Regions from separate parts of the Homo sapiens genome. Here region 2 is linked to region 1. A link is a loop called in an ENCODE intact Hi-C map of the cell type or tissue named here. Cell type or tissue: Caco-2. All regions are shown on one strand. Each heading gives the region's core, and the rest is flanking DNA. Links, peaks and the distances in the headings are about the cores only. Region 1 overlaps APBB1IP (amyloid beta precursor protein binding family B member 1 interacting protein). Region 2 overlaps APBB1IP (amyloid beta precursor protein binding family B member 1 interacting protein).

Region 1 (5,384 bases), core at 94-5,093:
TTGTATTTTTAGTAGAGACAGGGTTTCATCACGTTGGCCGGGCTGGTCTCGAACTCCTGATCTTAGGTGATCCACCCGCCTCAGCCTCCCAAATAAACCTCTTTTCTTTATAAATTACCTAGTCTCAGGTATTTCTTTATAGCAGTGTGAGAATGGCCCAATACAAGTAGCTTGCTGTACACAAAACCGCTAGAAATGCTGGATTTAATAAAAAATCTGTGTGAAGGCATTAGAGAGCTATTGAAGCAATTAGGACGCAAGAGGTCAAGATCTAAGACAGAAATGAACCATAAAGTGGTGTTCAGGTCTCCAGAAAGCCACACTTCCCCTCAGGGCATTTGTTGATGCTTAGTCTAGGGTGAGAGACTGGGAATCATGGCAAAGGATTTGAGCAGGCACTTCACAAAAGTGGGTATTCAAATGGATAATAAACATTTGACAAGATGCTACAATCACTGGCATCAGGAAAATTCAACTTAAAACCACAGAAGATGCCACTACAAACCCCTAGAATGGATAAAATTTAAAAACTAATGGTAACACCAAAGGCTATCAAGGATCTGGAACAACAGGAATTCTCATACAATGTTAATGGGAGGCTAAGTCATAGAATCTGTGTGAAAGCTGCTTGGCAGTATCTACTATAACTAAACATATTACCAGCCTGGCCAACATGGTGAAACCCCGTCTCTACTAAAAATACCAAAACTAGCCAGGTGTGGTGGTGAGTGCCTGTAGTCCCAGCTACTCGGGAGGCTGAGGCACGAGAATCACTTGAGCCAGGGAGGTGGAGGTTGCAGTGAGCTGAGATTGTGTCACTGCATTCCAGCCTGGGTGACAGAAGGACTCTTTAAAAAAAAAAAAAAAATAGGCTGGGCGCGGTGGCTCATGCCTGTAATCCCAGAACTTTGGGAGGCTGAGGCAGGCAGATCACATGAGGTGGAGCTCAAGACCAGTCTGGCCAACATGGTGAAACCCTGCCTGTACTAAAAATACAAAAATTAGCCAGGCATGGTGGTGGTTGCCTGTGATCCCAGCTGTGCAGGAGGCTGAGACAGGAGAATCGTTTGAACCCAGGAGGCAGAAGTTGCAGTGAGCCTAGATTGCACCACTGTATTCCAGCCTGGGTGACAGAGCAAGACTCAATCCCAAAAATGAAATAAAATAAAAAATAAAACTAAGCATATGCACAACCTGTGGTCCAGCAATTGCACCTATAGGTATATATGCAAGAGAAATGTCTACACATGTCCAACAAAAGACATGTACTGTATAAGAATGCTCCCAACAGCATTACTTGTTAAAGCCCCACGCTAGAAACAAGTCAAATATCCATCAGCAAGACAATGGATAAATAGGTTTTGGTATAGTCACACAATGGAATTCTAACAGTGAAAAAGAATAAGCTAGTGCTATGGGCAATAGCATGAATGAGAGTTGAGCCAAAGCAAAGCTAAACAAAACCAACCCGGGCAACATGGTGAGAGCCTGTCTCTCAAAAAAACAAAAACAAAACTTGGCCGGGTGTGATGGCCTGTGCCTGTGTTTCCGGCTACTCTGGTGGCTGAGGCGGGAGGCTTACTTCAGCCTGCAAGGTGGAGGTTGCAGTGAGCCAAGATCGTGCCACTGCAAGATCTGGCTGGGCAACAGAGCGAGACCCTGTCTCAAAAAGAAAGAAGTACTGTGATATAATTCCATTTCATATATAAAGTTCAAAAAGAGGAAATGCTAAGGAGATAGAGGCTAGAATCATGACGACCTTTGTAATGGGTAGTAAGGACTGGGAAGGGCCAGGAGGAAGGCCGCTGCAACTCCCTGAATGCTCTGTTATCTTCATGTGGGTGGTAATTACATGGGTTGGTTCACTTTGTAAAAATTCAGAGTGTACCATTATGATATGTGCACTAGTTCATTAGTTACCATGGCAAACTGCAGATGCCCACTGAAGGACTGAAAGACATGCCATCCCCAAAAATGCTAGATTGGTGCACTGATTACTTCTAGTTGAAAACATTGGAGAAACTGCGGTTCCAGAAAGGGTGAGCTGACCTCCTCTTCCTGCAGGCAGCAAGCCATCAAGATTCCTCTGGGAGGGGAACCCTCAGCATTTCGGGGCGAGAAAATAGCCCTTATCACCAGAGACTGGGAACGGGGCTGCAAAGGAGCTGAATAAATATACTCAACAAAGGAACCCTTATCTTCCACTATAGGTAAAGTAACCCTTATCTCCCCCCATATATCTTCTGGTGATGCCCTCTAGTGAAAGGAAAATAAAAACGCGGGACCCCAGTTCACGCTGCCAAAAGGAATAAAGTAAGCTGAAAGCTGAGTCATGCAAGACGTTGCCTTCCCTTTTGTTCCTAAACAGACAGCTACAAATAAAAGGTTAAATATCTCCACAGGGAGCAACTCTATGTTCATCTTATCTTCTGTGAAGTTCCAACTTACTGAGTGCGAGAGGAATACAGCCATTCACTCTTCCCCTACCTGCTCCTTTTCTCTTGCAATGTGTGCGTTACCACACCCCTCCCTCTTTCCCCTCCTTGACTTTTCCGCTTTACTTTTTTTTTTTTTTTTTTGAGATGGAGTCTTGCTCTGTCACCCAGGTTGAAGTGCAGTGGTGCTATCTCGGCTTACTGCATCCTCTGCCTCCTGGGTCCAAGCAATTCTCCCTTCCTCAGCCTCCCAAGTAGCTGAGATTACAGGAGCCCACCACCATGCCTGGCTAAGTTTTAAATTTTTAGTAGAGATGGGGTTTCTCTATGTTGGTCAAACTCCTGACCTCAAGTGATCCGCCTGCCTCAGCCTCCCAAAGTGCTGGATTACAGGCGGGAGCCACCGTGCCTGGCATCCCCTTTAAATATTGAAGCCCTCAAATTCATCTTTGGAGAAGGGCACAGACCACAGACTGTTTCTGTGATTCTGTTTGTTTGTTTGTTTGTTTTCTTCTGGGCATGTCCTTAAGCCTTGGCAAAAGAAACTTCTAAGCTGATTGAGACCTGTCACAGAGACTTTCCGGTTTACACTCCCCTAGAAACTTTACTGCCCCTAGCCAGATTCCCTTTGTTCTGTCATTTTTTTTTCAAATTTATTATTTGTTTAAAAAGTATAGAAGCATCTTGCCTCGGCCACTTCTTTAGACTTGACTCTTGTGAAGATCCCCATGTAGATGTAAAACTGATAAAAATGTGCATACTTTCCTCTTGTTAATCTCCCTGGTGTCAACTTGGTTTCTAGATCCAGCCTAAAGGGATATGGAGGTAATCCCTAATCCAGCCTAAACAGGTATGGAGGTAATCTCTGATCCAGCCTAATGGGATATGGAGGTAATCTCTGATCCAGCCTAAAGGGGTATGGAGGTAATATCTGATCCAGCCTAAAGGGGTATGGAGGTAATCTCCGGCTCTCCCACCATGGCTAATCTTAGTTATACAATAGCTATTCCTTCTCTTAGTTATACAATAGCATAGCCATGTTGCATGACTCTTGGGCATTATTTTTATAGATTCAAGGGGAAAGGTGCCTCATGGAGGAGTTATGCAAAGTGGTGGCCCTGAATGTAACTCCCTAGTTTTAGCTGTGCATATGGTTGTTCAGATAGACACTACATTTGTCAGCTTTCCTTGTAGCTCAGTGTCATTATGTAACTAATTTCTGGCCAATGGGATGGAAGCATAAATCTGAATGTGCATTTCCCCGGCTCTTCCCTCACTTCATATGGACTGGAAAATGGTGAGGCGGAAAAGCTAACATGGAACCAAAGATGGAAACCACATATCGAAAATGGCAGAGCCATTCTACTAGGTCTAGCTACCTGTGGCTGGACCAGTGCGTGAGAGAGAAATAAGCTTGTAGCTTGTTTGAACCACTGATTTAAGAGTCTCTTTGCTACAGCAATTTAGATGGTACCCTCACTAACGCAGTTGTTAAAGCATGCCATTGGGCTGGGTGCAGTGGCTCACACCTGGAATCCCAGCACTTTGGGAGGCCAAGGCGGGCGGATCACGAGGTCAGGAGATCAAGATCACCCTGGCCAACACGGTGAAACCCCATCTCTACTAAAATACAAAAAAAAAAAAAAAAATTAGCCGGGGGTGGTGTCATGCGCCTGTAGTCCCAGCTACTTGGGAGGCTGAGGCAGGGGAATCACCTGAACCCGGGAGGCAGAGGTTTCAGTGAGCCGAGATTGCACCACTGCACTCCAGCCTGGCAACAGAAGAAGACTTTGTCTAACAAAAAAAAAAGAAAAGAAAAAGAAAAAAGCATGGCATTGAAGGTAGTTAGGGGCGAAAAACTTTGTACTTTTAATACTATTTAATTGTTGTGTTGTCAGTCAGCCACCATACAACCTAGGGAAAACCCAGAAAATAGCATTTATAGGAGAAATTTTCCCGCAAGGAAGCTGCCCTAATTCTCCCTCTAGTGATATGACACTTTTTTTTTTTTAACCTGTAAAAGGGAAAGGTGTCTGGAAAATGGAGAGGAACTTCTTCACCTTTAACATTCTTTGATTTTCAAAAAGAAAGTAATGACCCTCACACAATTATAGTTGCTTGAGGCCACAGTTGGGAAAAATCCTGGACATGCTTGTACACATGACTTGAAGGAAGCATTTCCAAACATGAAGAACCAATATGAACAAGTATGAAAAGAAGAACAAATATAAATTTATGCTTTTTACTTGCACAAATTGTTTGCAACAAAATCACAATAAATTGCACATTTTCTAGGTAGTCCTTTTAGTTTTCCTAGCAAATATAAGCACCAAATACAAACAACAAAGAAAAGAGCATCTTTCAAGCAAGAAGCAGGAAGAACCAACAGTGAGTGCATGAAGATATATTGGATTAATACAGCCACACAGAAACAGGGACAGAAGAGGATGAGAAAACCACAGAGAGATAGGTTTTGGATTTGGAATGAAAAAAAGCAAAATGGATTCTTTTCTTTCTGAATCCTTCAAAGGACTGTTAGCGTACATATAGCTTAAGAGTTGAGTTTGTGTTTATTTGAAAATAATATATTTGTGATATTTTGTGAGACAATGAATGGTGTGGTTAGTATACAGGTGACATTAAAAAAAATCCTTGGCTGGGCGCAGTGGCTCACGTCTGTAATCCTAGCACTTTGGGAGCCTGAGGTGGGCAGATCACGAGGTCAGGAGATCAAGACCATCCTGGCCAACATGGTGAAACCCTGTCTCTACTAAAAAATACAAAACAGTTAGCTGGGCCTGGTGGCCCATGCCTGTAGTCCCAGCTACTTGGGAGGCTGAGGCAAGAGAATTGCTTGAACCCAGGAGGCGGAGGTTGTAGTGAGCCAAGATCACGCCACTGCACTCCAGCCTTCGAGACTCCGTCTCCAGCCTTTCAGACCCTGTCTCC
Region 2 (5,384 bases), core at 291-5,290, 59 kb after region 1:
TGCTATTGTGAATAGTGCTATTGTGAACAATGAACATATGCATGCAAAAATATAACATCCTACTGTGAGGGCAGCTCATAAAAAAGGGGAAAGAGATTTCTCCACTCCATCCTATTGTGGCTTTATTCTCCTAAACATTGCTGGGGAGTCAATGTGAGGAGGACAATTTGAGATGGACAAGTGCATTGCAACAAATTCTTTGTCTTTCTTGACTACATTCTAAAATTCTAAATGACTCTAAAAATTCTTAGGGAAAAGAAGATGCAAACTACAGTGTATCCTTCATGTATTGTTTCTGACTAGCAAATTTTATGATAATTATTCCTAAGAAGGGTGTTTTATTTGTTTATTTATTTGTTACTGTGCTCAGTAACTTTACAGAGAGTGTTATTCTTGTCATCAGCTAATTATTTTCTTTATTTCTCTGGAGGCAAGAACTGTAATTAAGAATTTAGCATTATTTGTCTTGGTTCAGAACTGAGTCATCATTAAATTTTCCAAGCAAAAATACATTATTTTGTTTATACAAATTATTTTTAAGACTAAGTAAATAGAAAATAATAGTAAAAATTTGGCTTACAAAATTATGACCTTAGCAATGGTAATAAATTTAATTTCTATATTTGACTGATTAATAGGGGAAAGACATAAATATATTATAGGGGATTTGAGTAAAAATTAGGCTTAGCTTATAAATTATTTGTTGAAAACTAGTTATGTGCCAGAAAATGTAAATAAATTTCTCAAAGGAGAAATAGCCACATTCTCTGACCAAGATACAACAATAATGAAAATGAAAAATAAGGGCTAAAACAAATTTTAAAAAAAACTCCTTAAGTAGAAAACATTTTCCTTAACAGCTGAGGAAACAGAGAAGAAAATTTCAAAAGGACAATATCAAACTACCTAGAAAATAAAAAAGTCGGGAAACAACAGGTGCTGGAGAGGATGTGGAGAAATAGGAACACTTTTACACTGTTGGTGGGACTGTAAACTAGTTCAATCATTGTGGAAGATAGTGTGGTGATTCCTCAGGGATCTAGAACTAGAAATACCATTTGACCCAGCCATCCCATTACTGGGTATATACCCAAAGGACTATAAATCATGCTGCTATAAAGACACATGACACGTATGTTTATTGCGGCACTATTCACAATAGCAAAACTTGGAACCGACCCAAATGTCCAACAATGAGAGACTGGATTAAGAAAATGTGGCACATATACACCATGGAATACTATGCAGCCATAAAAAATGATGAGTTCATGTCCTTTGTAGGGACATGGATGAAATTGGAAATCATCATTCTCAGTAAACTGTCACAAGGACAAAAAACCAAACACCGCATGTTCTCACTCATAGGTGGGAATTGAACAATGAGAACACATGGACACAGGAAGGGGAACATCACACTCTGGGGACTGTTGTGGGGTGGGGGGAGGGGGGAGGGATAGCATTAGGAGATATACCTAATGCTAAATGACAAGTTAATGGGTGCAGCACACCAGCATGGCACATGTATATATATGTAACTAACCTGCACATTGTGCACATGTACCCTAAAACTCAAAGTATAATAATAATAAAAGAAAAGAAAAGAAAATAACCACAGTAAAGAAAATACACACTTATACACAATTTAATTAAAGTCAAATTCAGAGGAAATTTTGGAGAAAAAAGTAATGAAAGCAGACAATAATTAAAACAGAACAGTAAATAAGAATAAAGTAGATAATAATAGAATTAGTGAAAGTATATTCAAAAATATCAAAGAATTTGGTGCTTTAAAATCCTACCAGAATCTAAAACATGAAGTGAAATATGGCCTTAATTTTTTGATGATAGCATATTATAGTCTTTGTTTGTTACCTATTTTATCATTAATAACTTATTACTACTGCCTTACAATGGTCCAGTGATGCTCTGATATAAAAGGCAAATAATGTATTAAGATACAACTTAGGTTTGTTATGATGTAGACACTGAGAGAAAAAAGTGATACTGGAAAATTAGCTTTGTTAATTTTTTGGTCAGGTGTTCATGGATCTTTCCAGAAAAACTTTCAGTAATCCCTCTCTCCCTCCCTCCATCCCTCCCTCCCTTCCTTCCTTCCTTCCCTTTTCCTACCTTCCTTCCTTCCTTTCGACAGAGTCTTGCTTGGTCACCCAGGCTGGAGTGCAACGGCAAGATCTTGGCTCACTGCAACCTCCGCCTCCTAGGTTCAAGCGACTTTCCCACCTCAGCCTTCCAAGTAGCTGGGACTAAGGGTGCATGCCACCTCGCTCAGCTAATTTTTATATTTTCAATAGAGACGCGGTTTCACCGTGTTGGTCCAGCTAGTCTCAAACTCCTGACCTCAAGTGATCCACCGACCTTGGCCTCCCAAAGTGCGGAGATTACAGGCATGAGACACCACATCCAGAGAGTTTCAGTAATACTTTCAAGAAATCATTCATTAAGTCCTTGCACTTTCGGCTCCATACAACTTCTCTGCTGTCCAAGGGCTTGACAAAGGTATTAGTCAGGCCATAAAAATATCCAGATTTCATAAATACCAATAAAGACCCAGCTTTAAGTGTTTTCTGAAGGAATGGTGGTAACAAGTTTACCCTTTCAGAGCAAATAATTTAGTCATTGTAGCTATGATCCAGATTATCTTTAGGATAAATCTTCCCTGATCTTTGTTTGGTATTATACTTATTCCTGTTATCTAATCTCTATAGATATTGCTTCAGAGGGAAGCAGAAAACTCATACTTATCTGTGTCTTCCTCTCCCTCCTCATTTTTAAGCCCTGCAATTATACTTCCCATTGCATAGAGAGCATTTCCACCAGGCAGCCCTACCGGTGGTTTAAATGCAACATGGCCTCCTTCCAGCCTCCTCTTCAGCCTGTTCCCAGGTCCCCTGGCTTACCAGTATAGGTTTTGGTATAGGGAGATCTAAGCCAGATGTTATCTTGGGAACTGGGGACAAAGTCAGCACAGAGAAACCCTGGATGAAAATCAGATACTGAGTTAGGAGTTGAACAGTGCAGTGAAGTGAGGCTGCGACTGGATGTCTGGGTAAAGGATACCAAAATCAAAGGTGAGGCCAGGCACAGTGGCTGATACCTGTAATCCTGGCACTTTGGAAGGCGGAGGCAGGAGGATTGCTTGAGGCCAAGAGTTCAAGACCAGCCTGGCAGCAGAGTTAGACCCTGTCTCTTAAAAAAGAAAAATTCAAATGCGATAGTTACCAGAAATTGGGGAACTGAAAAAGAAGCGTACATTAGAATTTGAAAAAGCAGACCAGAGAAAGGGAAGACAAGGCTCGGAGAAGAAACACAGGTGGGCTGACTTGATGGCTATGAACATCTGCAATGACCAAGCACAGCCTAGCTCCTGTGCTGTGAGTGTCTAAAAGGAGCCACTTGGACACAAGGACTCCTCTTTTCAGATAGTATCCCTCTCTTGCTAAAGAAACAAACACCCAAAAAACCAGCCTACATTTATCTTGACCTATAGCCCAATAACCTTCACTAAGCCAATCTTCTCAGAAGCATCACCTATTCTGGAAGTCCCAAATATGATCAGTTTGTCTGGTCAGTTTAGCCTTTCTAATGCCCTTGAACTTGTCCCACACTTTCCCCAGCTACCATCCTAGTACAGGTCTTCCACATCTTATCAGGATTCTGCCCCCAGCTTACTTTTCATCTTCCTATCTCCAATCTCTCCTTCTTTTCTTTTGTAATTATTTTTCATATGCCTACACAGGCTCAAACAGTCTCTCCTTTTTTTTTTTTTTTTTTTTTAGACAGGTTCTTGCTCTGTCACCCAGGCTGGAGTGCGGTGGCATGATCACGGCTCATCGCAGTCTCAACCTCCTGGACAAAAGCCATCCTCCCACCTCAGCCTCCTGAGTAGCTGGGAATACAGATGCTCGCCACAGTCTCTGCTTCTTAAATCAGCTTCTATAATGCCACCAGAGTTTTCTTCTTAAAACCCAGTTCTGTCATATTCTTTCAAGTAGCAAAACTTTTCAGTGGCTCTCTACTGTCCATAGGATTTAATATAAACTCCATAAGGTGGCTTTTAAATTTTTCCATAGTCCAACCCGCATCAACCCCTCCAACCTCATCTTTCAGACATCCATCCTGTTCTCTCCTAAAATCTACTCCGCTGCTATCACTGCTATTTTCCCTATAATTCCTAGGCACACCAAAGGCTTTCACTTAATGTACTGAACCCAGAGTGCAAATTGCACCTAGTGCATCCATTTTCCCGTGGATAGAGCAGCTCCTTGCATGCAGGTGAAATGAAACAATCCACCTATTTAAAGTGTATAATTCAATGGTTCTGGCATATTCACAGGGTTGTGCAACCATCACCACAATCTAATTTTAGAACATTTTCTTCTCCTATAAAAGAAACCCTGTATCCGTTCACTCCTCCTCTCCCCATCCCTTAGCAATCATTATTCTACTTCCTCTCTATATAAAGCTGCCTATTCTGGACATTTCCTATCAATGGGATGATACATTAATGTGGTCTTTTGTGTCTGGCTTCTTTCACTTAATGTGTTCAAAGTTCAATCCAAAATGTAATATGTGCTGACACTTCATTTCTTTTTATTAGTTGATGGACATTTGGGTTGTTTCCATTTTTTCAGCTAATACAAATTATGCCGGTATGAACACTTGCCTGCACATTTTTGTGTGGATGTATGTTTCGATTTCTCTTGGCACTCCTAAGAGTGCAACTGCTGGGGCATATGGTAACTCTGTAAGTATTTAACTTTTGAAGAATTGACACACTGTTTTCCAAAGCTGTGGCCTTGGAACCACAAACCAAAAAAAAAGAAATCCCCCAAAACTCTAAACAGCTGAATCAGCAGACATAGTGTAAAATTCAACTTCGGGAAGTGTATGTATTTTATATGTGTTTCACATAACAGTAACCACGTAACTTTACTAAGTTAACGTGAGCATCCCCAAAGACGTTTTTCTTCTTATTATTATTATTCTTTTTTTTTTTTGTTCTGTCACCCAGGCTGGAGTGCAGTGATGCAATCTCAACTCACTGCTACCTCTGCCTCCTGGGTTCAAGCAATTCTCCTGCCTCAGCCTCCCAAGTAGCTGGGATTACAAGCGCCCGCACCACACCTGGCTAACTTTTTTGTATTTTAGTAGAGACAGGGCTTCACCATGTTGGCCAGGCTGGTCTCAAACTCCTGACCTTGTGATCCGCCCGCCTCGGCCTCCCAAAGTGCTGGGATTACAGGCGTGAGCCACTGTGCCCAGGCCTGACTTTTTCCTTCTTAATGATACACTCACAGTACTTTACTCCATGGCCCATATTTATATTTAAATTAGCCGAGCAATATCATATACTGTTTTTCCTG

What was found. Peaks named below come from ENCODE experiments on the same cell type or tissue, not always from the same donor. Only the 100,000 strongest peaks of a DNase experiment are listed, where the experiment ranks them.
Region 2: a loop joins it to region 1, with 6 times the contacts of the local background. A loop is called at or near these places in 4 of 110 quality-filtered maps.

What each region holds. Positions count from the first base shown.
Region 1 is chr10:26,513,739-26,519,122 of GRCh38, reverse strand. The region is part of intron 8 of APBB1IP (amyloid beta precursor protein binding family B member 1 interacting protein); the gene reads right to left. Among named protein-coding and RNA genes, the nearest start is that of LINC03028, 63 kb to the left of the region's middle. In Caco-2, for the core only: no CTCF peak of the experiment used is centred there; a DNase peak (open chromatin) is centred at 2,272; H3K4me3 peaks cover 385 bases.
Region 2 is chr10:26,455,149-26,460,532 of GRCh38, reverse strand. The region is part of intron 2 of APBB1IP (amyloid beta precursor protein binding family B member 1 interacting protein); the gene reads right to left. Among named protein-coding and RNA genes, the nearest start is that of APBB1IP, 20 kb to the right of the region's middle. In Caco-2, for the core only: no CTCF peak of the experiment used is centred there; a DNase peak (open chromatin) is centred at 2,862.